2 separate regions of the Homo sapiens genome follow, and region 1 is linked to region 2. Evidence: read pairs that join two places in POLR2A ChIA-PET (ENCODE). Cell type or tissue: PC-3. All regions are shown on one strand. Each heading gives the region's core, and the rest is flanking DNA. Links, peaks and the distances in the headings are about the cores only. Region 1 has its middle 12 kb from the start of C2CD4B. Region 2 has its middle 46 kb from the start of C2CD4B.

Region 1 (2,923 bases), core at 176-2,675, 58 kb after region 2:
TGTAATTGAAATCTGTCGACTTGGGGGTAAGTTAAAGAAACACCGTGTTGTTGTAGAAGGCCATTGACATCTTCTCCTGGTAAAACCCCCAGAGGGTGCTGTCTTAAGGTGTTGGACAGAAACTGCCCCATGGCATCTACACACTGGATGTTGATTTGAGTTAAACTGAGCATTTGACAGAAGGATTCTGACCCATTCCCTGGAGTGATTTGGGAAGGTATTTATAAAAAGGAATGATGTGCTCCAGTGATTTACAATAATGGCATATATTGTTTTGTCTTTGGTTTGTTTCTTGATTGTAAATATTGGTCAGTGTCCAAAATTAAGATGCAATCACTGGTTACCCCAACCTGGGATGTTTATTTGGAAAAACACAAAGTGGTTTAAAATTCATACAAATCACTCTAAACCTGGGTACACTCTTTTTCTTTAAATCTTAGATTCTGCTGTCAGATCAAGAGAAAAAGGGAAAGCTTTCATATTGCTCAAAATGATTTTTTAAAATTTCCTTCATTTCTTACTTCCTTCTCAACTCTTTTCCACTCTAAAACATTCTCAACTCCCTAACTCATTAAGATATTTTATTCATAAAGAGAACTTAAATTAAGATTTAAATAAATATTTATTAAACTGTTTTCCAGATTTACAAAATCCAGCTGGGTAACTCATTGAAAATAAGTACTGTGTAATCTGTTGTCTAGTAAAAAGGGTTTGAACAGGATGTTTAGGCCACATCTCAGCTCCATCATTCCTTCTGGTATCCTGGCATCACTGGGTAAGTTCACAGTTTAAGGAAGGAATCTGAGGTGGTAGAACCAGGTGTGCTGGAGAGGCAGCCTAGGTCAGTGGCTAAGAGTGAAATTCTGGCTTCACCACTTTCTAGCTCTTACAACCTTAGGAAGGTTATGTAATTTCATATTATTATTATTATTAAAGCCTTATGATATAGTTATTATTATTATCTCCATTTTAAAGATGAGAAAACACAGAGCACAAAACCATAAAGACTGTGTCTGGGATGCAGTAAGTGTTATGTAAGGGTGTTAAGCAAGTAAGCATACAAAATGCAGGACCAAAAGAAGCAACACCAGCCCCCAAACTACACCATGTGAATTTCCAAAGAACCAAGTGTTCACACTACATCAAAACGAGCCTGTTGAATCTTTTGGACTCTGAGAAATAAAGCATAGTTATTATCAAATTAAGATTTAAATTCAATTCCTCAGCTGCGTCTTGATCACTGGATACCACTTTAATAATCACATTATTAAAGAAAGTTCCAAGTTTGGGGTGGAATACTGCAGATGAGGAAAGTAGAAATTACTGCTATATTATGATCTACACTTTGTCTTAATATGATCTGGCCCATATAAAAATGCTCCAGAACAGTTGCAAAATATGGATATTTTTCTTTGAAAACCAGCCTTTTGTCTTTATAACTTACAAAGCCATTTTTCCCAGTCCACAAAGCTATTTGGTCACAAATTTAAGAAACCAGTGATTCCTGAGATATATGTGCTTTCACACTTCAGGAAATAATTTCAAAATGATTTTGGCAGTCTACCCATTTTTATAAAGATAAAAAACTAAAATATTATTTTGTCTTAGAAATAAGTATTAATAGAGACATTATTATATCTTTGCCCCTAGAGCTTTAGAAGCAAAGATTTGTCTTTCTCTTCCTCTCTCTCTCACTCTTCCCTATTTCCTCCTTCCTGGTGAGTCTTACTTCTGTATACTAGAGTAATTATATCTATTTTTTTGAATGCTTTTGTATGTATATTATAAAGTGTTTCCTTTCTTGTTCTCAATTCAAATGGAATACTGAACTGTGCTCTCTGTATACTAAGTTAACTGGGGCCTGTCGGGGGGGTGGGGGGAGGGGGGAGGGATAGCATTAGGAGGAAAACCTAATGTAAATGATGAGTTAATGGGTCCAGCAAACCAACATGGCACATGTATACATATGTAACAAACCTGCACGTTGTGCACATGTACCCTAGAACTTAAAGTATAATAAAAAAAAAAATTTAAAAAAAAATTTTGCCCAGCTCGTTTTTTTTCTTTAACTAGAATACTAAAGAGATACAATGATCTATTTTAAACAAAGCTATTTGTCTTAGTATTTTTTAAAATAGTACAAGGTGGAAAACAAGCTCAGGGTCTATCCCTATCAGAATAGTCAAACAACCAGAGTTCATGCATACTCTAGTATAATCTGCATCTGCTTAAAAATTTGAAGTCACATATACTAATTTTAAAAAGCCAATTCCGACACATTTTAAGAGGGAAACGATGCAGATTTTCCGCTCTAGCTCTGCTATGGTTTGATTCTTTGTCTCTTCCAAAACTCATGTTGAAATTTTATCCCCAGTGTGGCAGTATTGAGAGGTTAGGCCTTTAAGAGGTGATTGGATTGTGAGGGTTCTGACACGAATAGATTGATCCATTTGTGGATTAATGGGCTATCACAGGAGTGGAAAGAGAGGAAGAGAGATCTGAGCTAGCACACTTAGAAAGCTTGCCATGTGATACCCTGTGCCACCTTGGAACTCTATAGAGAATCCCCACCAGCAAGAAGGCCCTCACTAGATGCAGACCCTCGACCCTGGACCTCTCTCAGCCTCCTTAACTGTAAGAAATATATTCTTTTCTTTATAAATTACCCAGTTTCGGGTATTTTGTTGTAAGCAACAGAAAACTAAGACAAGCTCTCTTTATATATGTGTGTGTATATATATATATATATATATATATGTATTTTTTTTCTGTGTAGCAAAATCCCATTTATGTTTTTTCTCAATGAATAGAAGGCCTGAGAAGAGTTAACCTTTCTGAAGATACAGCTATGAGTGTGCCAGTAGTAATGGGATAACCTTTTACTCTGTATTGCCAGAATCTTTCAAAAGGACAAATTCATGTA
Region 2 (2,923 bases), core at 175-2,674:
TGTGTGCATATACATAGCTCCTAGGCAATAGGCTATACTATTAATATGTAGCCTCGGTGTATAGTAGGCTATACTACACACCTAGACTGATGAAATCGTCCAAAGAAGCAACACATGACTTTAATTAGAAAACAAACAAAAAAAAAGGTATCTGGGGGAAAAAAGGATGGTAGCTGGTAGCCTGTATGTCAGGACACAAGTAAAGGTATTTACAGTGCATGCTGCAGAAGAGAAAGAACAAGGAACAGAAAACCTTGGCATTATAACTGCATTTCCCTATTGGTCATAAGGCAAAGAATTAAGGCATGCATTTAAGTGGGTTTTTGGGACAAGATGCAAGTGGCAGACAAGAGTCACCAGCTTCAAGTCAAAATTGACAAGCAAGCAGAATATCTCTTGGCATACATCTAACCAGCCATAAAATAAATGCCTATACAAGCCTATCATTTAAATTGCAGGGGAGGCAGACCCTGAAACATTTCTAAGGGATTACACTGACTTAATACTCACAAAAAGTTTAAAAGTAAAAATAAGGGTATTTTGTAAATCTGTGACCTCAGAGTCTCCAATTCTGTGTTTCTCATAAGGCTTTAAGTTATTTAACTGCAAAATTCTCCCGTCCCAGGGGTTTCAGGGCTTAAGAAGGAGTCAGTGATGTGTTAAAGCAGAGGAGCCATGGAGCAGGGCTCGCTGCGCGCAGAAGCTTCTGGGGCAGCAGCTTTTGAAATAGACTTTTGAGGATGAGTGGGCAATGACAGGTTAGAGGACAGGGGCATCTGGGCAGAGGGCCAGGAGCTGACCAAGGGAAGGAGCAGTGGGAGGGGAGGCCAGCAGTGGTCAAGCCAGTCTCCAAAGGGCCTCATCCATTACATCAGGGAGCCTGGGATTCTCCTGAAAGGAAAGGGGAACTACTACAGTTTGTGAGCAGGGTGGTGTGTCATAAGCCAGCTTGTGATTTTCGGACAAGGCAGGAGACAGGTCGCAACAAGGTCTCCCTAGAGAGCAGCTCTGGGAGCTTCCATACTGTGCTTTGGTTTTATGTGCCTCTTTTGTATATTATCCTTAAGACAAGCAGTCTATTAGCTAAGTGATGAAACAGGGATTAATTCCGTTCTTCCCTTAAGAAGCTGTGAAACATTTTTTCCGGCCGCTATTTTTCTGTTAAATCAGGACATAATACCTCCCCTAGCTGCCTGATAGCCAAGAAGAGCTACTATATTTGGACATCTTACTGTGAACCAGACAGTGTGCATATGCAGCCTCTCATTTAATCCTCATAATGTCTTTACCCGGAATGAACTATTAATATTCTCACTATACACATGAAAAAACAGAGGGTTAGGAAGGGGATGTGATTCTCCTTAGATCTTATAAGTGACGTAGCCAGGAGATTCCTTTGCTGAATTTCCCAGTAATTCCAAAGGTAAACCGTGTGAGGCTCCCATTGGATTCTAGCTATTACTGCAGTCATAGGAAGTAGTGGGAAAACCCTTTCATCCTGCTCAACTAAAGTTTCACTTTCCACACAATGTGCTTCCCTTCCCTCTCCTATCAAGCTGGTGCTGCCGACATGTGTTTAGAATATGGGGTTACTGCTTTTAATTGCAGTCCCACTCATGCCTTTTCAAAAGACAGAGGTTAGGGCAGCTCAATTCAGGTCTCAGCTTCAGCAATACCGTAACCCGACTTGCCTTCTTTTCACTTACTCATCATGCCATGATTCAGAAGCCTGTTGTTCTCAGGGTAACTCACATTCATGCTGTTGCATACAGGCATTGGTCCTGACTTCCTGTTATTGCATCACTCTTATTTTTAACTGCACTGGGATTAGATGACAGAGCCTAAAGTAAAAGTAGAACCAGAAATTCCCAGAAACTCTGGGGCAGAATTGGTCACACGGTTTTGATTTTATGGTGTTTTTCCCTTGATGGAAGATAAGATTAACATAAATAATATAATTAAGGTGGCTGGAGTGTGATGAAAATAATCTAAGAGCCGAAGTCAGAAGAAGAATTCCCCGTTTCCTTTTTTCTGCTAAATTTAGAGTTGTTTTTGTTAATTGAGACATAATTCACATACTACAAAATTCCCCCTTGGAAAGGGTACCACTCAATGGTTTTTAGTATATTCACAAAGTTGTACAACTATAACTCTAATTTCAGAATGTTTACATCACCCCCCAAAAAGAGTCACTGTCCCCATGAGCAGTCCTTCCCATGCCCGTTTACTGTGTGCCAACATCATCTAGACTGTTTGCTCCTCCTCATCTTTCTCTCTCCTCTCCCTGGAATCCTCCAGCTGTCACCAGCCTGGTCACCAGAGATGAAGTCCCTCTGGCTGAGCACAGGGCCAGGGTCATTGCCATTTCACTGACCATAAACGGATGGCTGTGCCGCCCTACACAATGTTGTCTCTGACAATGAAGGAACCCCATGATCTTGCTATAACTGATAGAGAGAGTGAAAGGGTATATATGCAGTCAGAGAGGGAGGCGAAGCTGCCCCTCCCTCCTCGCATGGTTTCTGGGGCCCAACCATGCTTGAGAAATGGGCCCTCCAGGATACACAATATCAGACTGATGGATTAGGAACACTGCAGCATGCTCTGAAATCACCCACATAATTCCCGCCTCTTGCATCACGCCCATTGAAGGGAACACATATTCCTCACCCTAAGTTTTCAGGAAGAAGAGAGACTTCATTCTCTGAACCCCAAAAGGTGATGTGTACAAGGGACACCCCTCTCTGGCCCCTCATTCCCTCCTTCCCAAGGGAGGGAGACTTAGCACCACTTTATGTAACATGTAGTTTTGTCTTAATTATTGTCTGATCCTCCACTAGAACATAGTGTCCCAGAAAGACAGACAGTTGGTTTATCCTTTCCACTGCTGCACCTCCAGTGCCTACAACTGCATCTGACACAG

What was found. ChIA-PET counts read pairs that join two places held together with the same protein. Peaks named below come from ENCODE experiments on the same cell type or tissue, not always from the same donor. Only the 100,000 strongest peaks of a DNase experiment are listed, where the experiment ranks them.
Region 1: POLR2A ChIA-PET joins it to region 2 with 11 read pairs; 4 of 35 experiments call an interaction of 5 or more read pairs at or near these places.

What each region holds. Positions count from the first base shown.
Region 1 is chr15:62,175,553-62,178,475 of GRCh38, forward strand. No RefSeq gene overlaps it. Among named protein-coding and RNA genes, the nearest start is that of C2CD4B, 12 kb to the left of the region's middle. In PC-3, for the core only: no CTCF peak of the experiment used is centred there; no DNase peak of the experiment used is centred there.
Region 2 is chr15:62,117,810-62,120,732 of GRCh38, forward strand. No RefSeq gene overlaps it. Among named protein-coding and RNA genes, the nearest start is that of C2CD4B, 46 kb to the right of the region's middle. In PC-3, for the core only: no CTCF peak of the experiment used is centred there; a DNase peak (open chromatin) is centred at 1,732; H3K4me3 peaks cover 397 bases; H3K27ac peaks cover 1,648 bases.